Regions from separate parts of the Homo sapiens genome. Here region 1 is linked to region 2. A link is an interaction called in ENCODE POLR2A ChIA-PET data of the cell type or tissue named here. Cell type or tissue: MCF 10A. All regions are shown on one strand. Each heading gives the region's core, and the rest is flanking DNA. Links, peaks and the distances in the headings are about the cores only. Region 1 has its middle 140 kb from the start of MAFB. Region 2 has its middle 200 kb from the start of MAFB.

Region 1 (5,378 bases), core at 263-5,262, 54 kb after region 2:
CAGTGAGTAGCTGGGGCCCTCAGTCCAGCAGCCCATGAGAAATTGAATTCTGCCCTCAGATGAAACCTCAGGACCTCATTAGCCCTCAGATGAAACCTCAGGACCAGTCAACATCCTGATTGCAGCCTTAGGGGAGACCCTGAGCCTGAGGACTTAATTTATCCATGCCCTGATTTTTGACCCACAAAACTGTTAGATAATGAATGTTTTGGTTTTAAAATTCTACGTTTGAGAGAAATTTGATGCACAGCAATAGAGAACTAATACATATACCTTTCAACCTGTCAAAGTCATACTCACTTACTCCAGTATTACTTGTCCTAGGAAGTCTTCTCTGGCTTCCTGCCCTTCACCTTGGCTGAGTTGGTCAGCCCTCCTGAGTGGTGCCATCATGCCCTGTATTTCCCCATCACAGCTCCAGACATGGTACCACAATTTCATAATAACTTGTCAGCCTCTCCCTCTGGAATGTGAGTCCTTTGGAACCAGGGCTTGTGGCTTATTCACCTCCATAACCCCAAACAAGCCCAGTACCTGACACCTAATAATAATACCAAACATTTATTGAGCGCTCACTGTATGCCCAGCTAAATTTTCTTTTCAAACTTTATCTCACTGAAGCCTCCAATTAAGCATCATTAAACCCACTTTACTGATGACAAAATTGAGGCTCAGAAAGATTACACAAGCTAATATGTGGCAGAAGTGGAACTTTAACCCAGGCAGCATGGCTCCAAAGTTCTAGCTCTGTGTAGTAAGCACTTGTTGAATGGCTACCCAACTGAGGATGTGCTATGTGGCCACAGGATTGACCACAGACCCGATATGACTGGGCATCTATGTATCTGCCCCACAGAGGAGTGAGAGCCCCACAAAGTTTCAGAGATAAGTTAGGAGCCAGTGAGCTTCTAACTTAGGAGCTATTTCCATTCTTGACTTTGGAACAGCTGGGTTGGGATTTCCCGGAAAGCCTGAGCCAGAGGCCAAGACTGAAGCCAGGGAGCAAAGTTAAGTGGCCAAGTCAGGGGCCAATTAGCCATGGTGAGCTCCCCAGGGATTAGAGTCCCTGAGCCAGGTGAGGACAAAGCCAGGGCTTGAGGGTAGAAGACAACCATCTGGGAGACCCAGGTCTCTGAAAGCTCATAAATATGTATTCATCCATCCAACCAATTCCACTGTTAAGACGCAAGTCCTGATGTTTATTGAGCATGTACTATATGTCGGGTACTGTCTAGGGCTGGGATAGAACAGTAAACATGTCAGACAAAAATTTTTTTGTCCTTGTGACTTTACATTGTCATGGGGATAGAGAGACAGGAAGACAATTAAAATGAATAAGGATATTATAAGATAGAAGGTTTTTAAGTACTATGCAGAAATAAATCAAAAAAGGAGGAGAAGGGGGAGCCAGGGTGTAAGAAGTGTGGATGCATTTAGTAGAATTATCTCATGTGGAAAATGTTAAGAACTTAGCCTGACGTGTAGTATCCATGTAACAAATGTTAATGTTATGACTCCTACTCTGAGAACAAGGGTGGGGAGGTGTTGTAATTTGTCCTAAAGCTAGCTCAGTGAGTTTTAAGGGGGATACCTCTGTCTTTAGTGTCAGGATTCATTGAGTCAAGCTCATGAACATTAACATGTGTTGGTTCCAGTGGAAGACAGATTTCTAAGCAATGTGGGAGACTCTGCTGGGATATGGACAACCATAAAACCCAAGGTCTTCTCTGTGAGTACAAGGATGAGGGAGCAGGTGAATATAAAGTTTACAGTACCACCTGAATAAATCAGCTGGACACAAACCAGCAGCTAGGACTACATATGATGGCACACCCAGACCTTGGGCTCTAATCCATCAGGCAGTTCAAGGGACCAGAGGCAGAAGCTGAGATGGAAAGATGGGCGAACAGGCTATGTTGAGGAAGGTCAAGATCTTCCCATGGCCTCACTCAGTGCTCATCCATGGTTCAGGGCCTGCCCTGAGCAGTACAAGTAACTCTAGCCCCGATGCAGGCTCATCTGAGACCTTGACAGCTGCTGGTCTGATCCAAACAGATATCTGGGGAAGTAGGGCTCAGCTTGCAGCTGATGTTGCCAGTCCAACTCCTGAATTCTCCAAATCACACTCTGCAACATGCATCACCTAGCACTCTTAGGCTGAGATTTTGTATCATGACCACATTTAGAGCCTAACCTCACCCTTCCCCGGCCTAGATCTATTCAAACATCCTAGCCAACCTCTCTGAACTCCTAGGTATGAGCCCAGAGGCACCCAAGGCATGCCAGGTTTGTCTTAGAAGTACTTGATGGCTTTTTTCACTCCTGCCCCTTCCTGCCCTCAGCAGTCTCCTGGGGTGACTTCTAATAAACACCTATTAGGTGCCAGACACCATGATCATGTAGTCCTCAGAGCACCGCTACAAAGGATCTACATTATCCATTTCATGAGATGAGACAACTGGAGCTGCAAGACAGTATGTATACTAAGGAAGGAAGCATGCACACAGGATTTCGACCCAGGTCCGTGTGATTCCAGCCCATGCTTCTTCCATAAAACCATGCAGCCTCCAGCCCACATTTTTCATCCATAAAATGGGTTCAAAATGAGAACACATGGACACAGGAAGGGAAACATCACACTCCGGGGACTGTTGTGGGGTGGGGGGAGGGGGGAGGGATAGCATTTGGAGATATACCTAATGCTAAATGACGAGTTAATGGGTGCAGCACACCAACATGGCACATGTATACATGTGTAACAAACCTGCACATTGTGCACATGTACCCTAAAACTTAAAGTACAATAATAATAAAATAAATTAAAATAAAATAAAAAATGGGTTCAATAGAGCCTACCTCATACAGCTACTGTGAAATTTCCATAAGAAACTACAAAACCTTCAGCACAGGACCTAATAAGGGCCTGAGAGAAATGACATCATCTTTCAGCCTTCCTGAGACATCCTGCTCATTGCTTTGAGAAAATAACAGGGTAGGAAGGAAATGGGTATCCTTGGAAATACTTAGCTCTTTCTTCTCAAGAGAGGAAGCTACTCCCCAGCTCCTGGGCACTCATAACTCTAACCAGGAAAGTGCTCATTTGGTGAGAATCAGGGCCACACACAAGCCAGGAGCATCTGCTCAAGTATTAAAAGTGAGCCTGTACGGTCCTGCTATTAAACTCCCTGTGGGTGAGCTGGGTTAACGGTGGGGCCTCATGTGATAAGTCATTAATCTCTACATGTAATGCAAGAGCTGTACAACTTACTTCAGCCTTAATCTCCCATGAGTTACAGCTTCTTCTGTGATTCATAAAACAAATCAATCACACCTCCCAGGCTCTCATCTATTTATTACTGCTTTTTAAGTGCTTGGAGAGGGAGAAACTGGTGGATGTTTTTAATCCCCTCCACATCTAGGCAGACCTCCACAGGCTGCAGGAAAATGGACTCTATGCCCCAACTCAGGTCACAGACTAAGATTAGTCGAACTCTGAAGCTTGCAAGGAGCAGACAACTTTGCATCTATAGCAGCTGGAAGATACCTCCCTATTGCTCAGAAAAGGAACTGGGATCAGGTTTGGTCATCGCCAGCCTGCATCAGGAAGGCTTGTTAGTGTGGTGGGTTTAAACACAACCACACACTTCTTGACACTTCTCTCTTTGAGAGTTAGGATCTCTGTCTGCCCTCCTTGGAATCTGAGTGGTCTTGTGACTGCTTCAGTAGGATGTGGCAGACATGATGCTATGTGACTTCCAAGGTTTGTCATAAAAGACCACAAAGTTTCCATCTTATTCTCTGGGACACTGTGCTGCCACATAAGGAGTCACACCAGAATAGAAACATGTAGTCCCAGCTGAGTCCAGCTTCCAGCCATTCCTGCCAAGATGCCAGATGCATGGAATCAGATTCTCCAATCTCCTACCATTCAAGTCACCTCCAAATTTTTTAGTTTTCCCAACTGAGGCCTCAGACAAGCTTTAATGCAGAGTCGAGCAATCCTTACTGTACCCTCTCTAAATTCCCAACCTACAGAAACTGTGGGCATATTTAAATGGTTGTTTTCTGTATCATTAATTTTGAGGTAGTTTGTTACACAGCGATAGGAACTGTAACCATCAGCAAGGAAGCACAGCAGTAGTAGCATAGTAGTAACAAAAGGGAAAGTACTCACTGCATGCCTACTCTCTGTCAGTCACTTTGCATATTTTAGTATTGCAATCAGTCTTTACCAAATTCCTACAAAGTGGGTGCTATTGTCCGTACTTTACAGAAGAGGGAATGATGGTTCTGAAAGAATAGGTTACCTACCTCAGGCCACACAGCAAAGATGGTATCCACAGCCCTGGCTATAGATCCAAACTGCTACTTGTTCCTCTGGCCACACTGACTACCAAACAGCTTTGCCTGAATTCTCTACATATTTCAACTATTTTGCCTAAACTTTTCCAAAGTCATTCAGGTATTTGGCTTTAATTACCTCAATATTTCAACTATTTTTCCTGACTTCGTTGGTGTCTTAGTAATTTTTACCTAAATCTCTGCTGAGATTATTCCACTGGTGGTGGGTGTGGTGAGGTTGTGGGGGTCTTAGCTTCTTGACCACACCAGGAGCTGGACAGGAGTGGACACTCCACAGCAAGCCCCAAAACTTGAGGCCTCAGGCATGGGCCTGGCAGTGGGAAGGATCTAGATTGTAAGTCCTCCTGGGCCACTCATGTCCATGGGACACTGTCCACAGAAGCAGTATGAGGCCAGGAGAGTGCAAGCTTGACTGCCTGAACTCCCTCTTGGCCTCGTGAGCCTTGCAGAGTGCAGCTCCTGCCTTCTTCTTGCAAACAATGTCAGCCTTCCAGACACAAGCTATGGCCTGGTGAGTTTCATCTCCTAGTCTTCCCACAAGGAAGCTGCTTAAACACAATTCTGCAAGATCATGGTCCCGCTTCATAGCCGTATGGCATACAACCCCTTCAAGTAGTAGCCCTGGGAGGTGACCTCAGGTGGACAGCATGTGGCTACTCAAAATTCATTCGAAGTAGAAGTGGAGACAGCAAGGCATGAGTGTGGAAAGACAAGACAAAGATGGTGCTAACTCCAACCATTAAGTGATACTGTAGGCCTCCCTCAGCTAAGAACTTAAACTCCCACTCCAGGTTCCCACCATCCATCTACCCTCCAGCCAGGAGGATCTTTTAAGATAAATGAATCAGATCACAGTTCGCTCTTCATTTAAAACCTTCTAACAGTGTTCTGCCACACAATGGCCAAAAATCCAAACTCTATACCATAGTCTAGCAGAGATGCTCAAACTTAGCATGCATCAGAATGACCTGTGGGGTTTACTAAAACACAGATTGCTGGGCCTCACCTCCTGAGTA
Region 2 (5,378 bases), core at 258-5,257:
TCTATTTCTAGAGTAAGTGTCAGTTCCCATGAGAACAAAGCACTGCTCCTTCTATGATAAAAATAATTCAATGTAATTACCCTACCACCAGGCTGATCCCCAGGGGAAAAGTGCCATATTGAGGAATCAGAGTGGGTCACTCCTGTTAGTAGGTAAAGCAGTGAGCAGTTGTCATAGCCAGAGACAGCAGCCTTGAGGAGTGAAAGTCCATGTTGCTAAGCCCATGCAAAACCTCCATCCCCGCCACCAAAGCCATTTAGTTGATGAATTATAGACATACAAGTGACAGAGGAGGCACCAAGAGACTCCTGAGTTACATCTCGTTGTTCTGTGAGCACAAGCACAAAGCAGGAAGTAGGAAACGGGGCTAATAGGAATACGGAAGACTCGGGACTTTAGAGAACAGGCTGAAGTGACCAGAATTTATGATTTCCCATGGGTGGGTCAGAAGAGTCAAGATAATATCAACATCTTCCTCTGTATTCTGGAAGCATCTCAAATGAGCACAGAATCTGTAAGGGATTAACTGTGTGATCTATTCTGACATCCTGCTCAGCAAATGTGCCCCAGAGGAGAGAACTTGCCCCATCCCCACTCACTGGTGGCAGGATTTTGGGGGGACCCAGAAAGAGGCTGGTACATCAGAGCTCATGGAGCTCCCCTTTGGCCCATGTCCTTTGTGATATTCATAGACCATTGATGGCTCCTTCATAATGGACCTCCCAGAACACAAACCAAAGCAAAGCAAAGAGTTCTATACCTCCCTCACTTCCACCTTACCCAAGCTTTTAACTTTAAAAGCCTCAGAGAAAAGATGTCTCCTTTGTTTTACATGTCCCCCTTCACTTCTGACATGGCACCCAATCAGCATGACTTGATAGCACAAAATAGGGCAATGCTGAATGAGGACCCTCCAGTCCCTGCCCTCAGCCCTCATCTCCCTTTTTCCTGCCTTCTCTCCATTCCAGGAGACTGTTGTTACCACAGCCCTGGAATTCCTAGCACACATCACAATGGCCACCTGGAAGTTCACGGGAAGGAAGCTCAACCCCCTGACATCAAGCAAACGGTTGTTAGTTCATGGCAATTAGCAGCTGTACTTGAGGCTGGGGAGCTGAAGTCATAGTCCAGGCTCTGACCCTTACTGGTAGTGAAACTTCACCTTGACCCCTGTGCTTCCCACTCTGTAAAATGAAGGTGGGAACAGCTCGCTGAGTGACTGTTGTGGGGATTAGATGATATTTGTGGAAGAACTTTGTAAGGGGTAAAGAGGTATCACCTTATAAGGTAATGTCATCATTTTTAAGGTGGGGCAAGTGACAGTCAGACACTCAAGTTAGAGCAAAGCCAGGAGAAGGTTGCACTGGCATGGAAAGGGGTAAATAGCCCACCTCCACCAGCCTCTCTGGAGGGTCAACTCCAAAGTTATTAGAGTTTTAAGTTTTGGGTAAAAAATGTTTGTCCTTAGAGTAACTCCTCACTTCTTCAGAGTTATTATGTCCAAGGTGTTTTGTTCTGTTTGTTTGTTTTGGTTTTGGTTTTTGCTTCATTTTGTTTTTCTGAGACAGAGTCTTGCTCTGTCACCCAGGCTGGAGTGCAGTGGTGCAATCTCGGCTCACTGCAAGCTCTGCCTCCCGGGTTCACACCATTCTCCTGCCTCAGCCACCCGAGTAGCTGGGACTACAGGCGCCCACCACCACGCTCGGCTAATTTTTTTGTATTTTTTTAGTAGAGACGGAGTTCCACCATGTTGGCCAGGATGGTCTCAATCTCCTGAACTCGTGGTGTTTTTATTTTGAAAAAGGGAAAAATACGTTTTATGCCCTGAGGTCTAATCACAAAATACCTTCACTCTTCAAGTCTGACCAGGAGCCACTTGCCTCAGAATGACCTGGAGTGTCGTTCAAATGCAGATCCTCAGGCCCCATCCTTGACTATCACTTAATTTTTCTGAGCCTCAGTTTTTGAGTTTTGAGGCGTGACGTAACTTTTGCTTTAAACCTCAGTAAGAGAGTTTCAATAGAAAAAAATGAACAAATGAAAAGATGAATGGCTTGCAAGGGAGAGGTAGAATATGTATCCAGACAAGATGACTCCTATTGTCCCATCCAAATCAGACCTCCATTATCCCAGGTCCCCAAAGATGTCTTCAGTCTCAAACAACCAACAGAGTGGCCCCATTCCTATCCACTGTGCATCCTGGCCAAGTGCACAGTAAGTGGACCTCTTGGCCGGGCATTCTGCCAATGCTGGAGCTGTTAGGAAATAAGAATGTGTGTATTTATTGAAGAAAATAAAAATGTTCATGCGACGTTGCACAGAGACGATTTATGAGATTTTATGAATGTGTCACCAAAAGACCCACTCAGTCACTGCCAATGTTAGGTCTGCAAACACCTGGGGGCTCAGGCAACAAAGCTCCCTGATGGAGTCAGTGGGCAGGACGTGCTTGTGGAGGGGAGTATGAGCCCTGTGCTGCAGGTGCCTGCACCTGTGAGTTGTGTGGAGCCAAGTACACTTAAATCATAAGTGTATATATGGGTGTAAATAAATGTACACACACTAGTGGTGTGCAAGGGAGTATGCATATATGTGGACCCCATGAGATCGCATAGCATGGGCCACTCCTGGTGTGACTAGGAAGAGAGGCTAAGCCACAGTGCAGAAGTGGACCCATTACTCACACTACCTTCAAAGGACACAGAGTTCTCGCTGCTCAAAGGAAGGGGTTAGTCATCACCTACTGCTAAGACCAAAAGCCTTGGGGCATCAAGAAAAGCAGATTATCAAGAGAAAAATGTCTCTAGCCGAGCATGCAAGAATGGATAGAGTCTGACCAATAGGAGGAAGAGCAGGGTCCCATCTTGCTCACCTCCTCTGCTGGGCCTGAACTTCTCATTGACATTATAGCCTATTAGTTCCAGGTCTCTGAAGCCTCTCTGAGTTCTGTGAACCAGGTTTATGCCTTACCGCCCTCCTGGGAGCATTGTCTTGTGCTCTCCAGCTGCCAGGCTGGTGCAAACCACAGAATGAACAAGCTCTCCTACTAAGCCCCTTGGAGCCTAGAGTAGTTCACTGTTTTCTGAGGGTTACCTTCTATGGGAGAAAGTTCAAGAAAATGCATAGAAGGTATGTTATTAAAAGAAAAGGGAAGAGGAAGAGAAAAGGAGGAAGGAGAAGGAGGAGAAGGAAAAGGAAAGCAAGAAAGAAGTGCTTTTAGGGTGAGTCCCTGAATCACCCAGAGTCCATCTTCATAAAAATAGCCTTAAGACCCCTTGTGGGCCATGCAAGAAGGAGGGGTGCCTACTTCCTCCCTCCCTTTCATTCCTCTGCAACAAGGAGAGAATCATAGGTTTTGCAAGAGCCCTTTGTTTGCCTGGGGCACGCCATCATCACATGCATCTTCTCAGGCACGTGAGGGAGGTCACTTCCCTACGAGACAGGGAGGAACCCTGGGCAACTGTGGCTTGGAAATGAAACCAGCCCTTTCAATGTATCTCTTTGGTGACCAGGATGGTTGGTCCTGCTTGGAGTCTGAGGTTAGGGGGCAAGATTCTGTGAATGCCTACCCTGTGCTGCATCCTCAGCTGGGCACTGTCCCATAGGCTCTTTAGTCCCCACCTCAACCTAAAAGAGGAAACTAGTGTAGCCATGGCATACATGGCTAAGATTTTAAGGATCCAAGGGGCTGTGACATTGGATCAAAGACTTAAAGGTGGCAAATGGCAGAGCCGTCTTCCAGGTGGAACCAGAGACCCATTCCTCTTGTGCTCCCAGCACCAACTGCTTCCCTCCCTCAGAGCCTTTAAAACACTGCACTGCTTGTCTCTCTCTCCATTATCCTGAGTGCTCTTGCAGGTCAATAACTAGTTCTGCACTCCTCATCCCAGAGGTCAGCACAGGCTGGCATGGAAGAGGAAGTACCTATGAAATGGCTTACAGAGGGAAGGAGGAAAAATGGAAGTGTCCAGGAAGATGCATTTCTACCCAGCATCACCCCTCCTGACATTAGGAACTAGTTAAGGCTCCCTGATGGCCAGAAGCAAGAGTCAACATCTCTGCAACGTAAGCCTTCTGGTATCTGATATCCCCACCATCTGCCCTCACTCTTGCCCCAGAGCGTCTCCAGGTGAGCAGAGATTATGATTGCCAAAGGGAGCCATTTCAGGCCTCAGACCCCCAAGCTTCACCAGAGAAAGCCCCTGTCCTGGTAAAATATGATGTCACTTTCCCATTCAGCCTTGGTTAGCTGTTCTATGAGCCAGGCAGAGTAGGGATCTGTTCATATCTATACTTGCCCCCAGGGAGTAGCAACAATGGACTCATGATATAAGAACTCAGTGACCAGTGGTACCTGCCAGTGGCCCACAAAATTGTATTGTTGAGCTGACTTCCTCCAAGTTTTTGGAGGGGGTGGGTGGAACCAGAGCTGGGCCTGGTTCCACTGCAGAGTGTGCAGGTCACTAGAACAACCAGGAGAAGGAAATCTAATGGCTGGATCACAGTTATTGATGTTACACCTCTGACCTTTTCTCAAAACCTTTGCAAACCATTGTTTGGATTTGCAATACTGGAAACTATCAGCGGAAGGTCTTGACTGTGAGCAAAGATAAAGTTATGAACTCTGGGAACTGCGCTGTGCCAGAAAAGTGCTTCCCAAGGTTTCATGTGCAGACAAAGCACCTGGGGATCTTGCTAAAATGCAGACACTGATTCGATAGGTCTGAGGTGAGACCTGATGCTATGTTTCTAAGCAACTTTTGGGTGATCCTGCTGGTCCACGGATTACTCCTGGAAGAGCAAGGGGCCCAGGCTGGAGCTGGCTCACGCTGGCTAAGACTAACATTCTACTCACTTCCTTGCCTCAACACACAGAAGGAGCCCAGTGCCTGTTGGGAATATCCAAACTCTCTACCTTGCAAGATTCCTTCCCAGCCAGACCCTACTTCACCCTCCTTCCGCCACCTCCCCGCAGCTGTGCTCCAAGCACAACAAATGGCCAGATTTATCCCAGGCTAGTCAAGCTCTATTCCACTAGCCCATCCTTACCAGTGCTGGTTCCTCTGCCTAAAATGCCCTTCTTCAAGGCTTTGGAAGCTCCTACTCATCTTCCGTCACACTTTCCCCAGTACCCGTTCTGCTTCTGTTGCTTGCCACTTGTATGCAAATTACTTCCTCTCTCTAAGCCTCAGTTTCCTCATCTATAACTTACAGATAGTAATAATGTTTACCCCAAAGGGGGTTTTCTAAATATTGAAGGAGATGATAGACATAAAATGCTTAGCAAAGTGCCTGAGACATTCTAGGTAATTAAAACAGTAAATTGATGTAACTTCCCTCTGTGAAATCTTTCTGGAATTTTTCCATTTACCTGATTT

What was found. ChIA-PET counts read pairs that join two places held together with the same protein. Peaks named below come from ENCODE experiments on the same cell type or tissue, not always from the same donor. Only the 100,000 strongest peaks of a DNase experiment are listed, where the experiment ranks them.
Region 1: POLR2A ChIA-PET joins it to region 2 with 7 read pairs; 2 of 35 experiments call an interaction of 5 or more read pairs at or near these places.

What each region holds. Positions count from the first base shown.
Region 1 is chr20:40,544,697-40,550,074 of GRCh38, forward strand. No RefSeq gene overlaps it. Among named protein-coding and RNA genes, the nearest start is that of MAFB, 140 kb to the right of the region's middle. In MCF 10A, for the core only: no CTCF peak of the experiment used is centred there; no DNase peak of the experiment used is centred there.
Region 2 is chr20:40,491,028-40,496,405 of GRCh38, forward strand. No RefSeq gene overlaps it. Among named protein-coding and RNA genes, the nearest start is that of MAFB, 200 kb to the right of the region's middle. In MCF 10A, for the core only: no CTCF peak of the experiment used is centred there; DNase peaks (open chromatin) are centred at 2,244 and 2,724.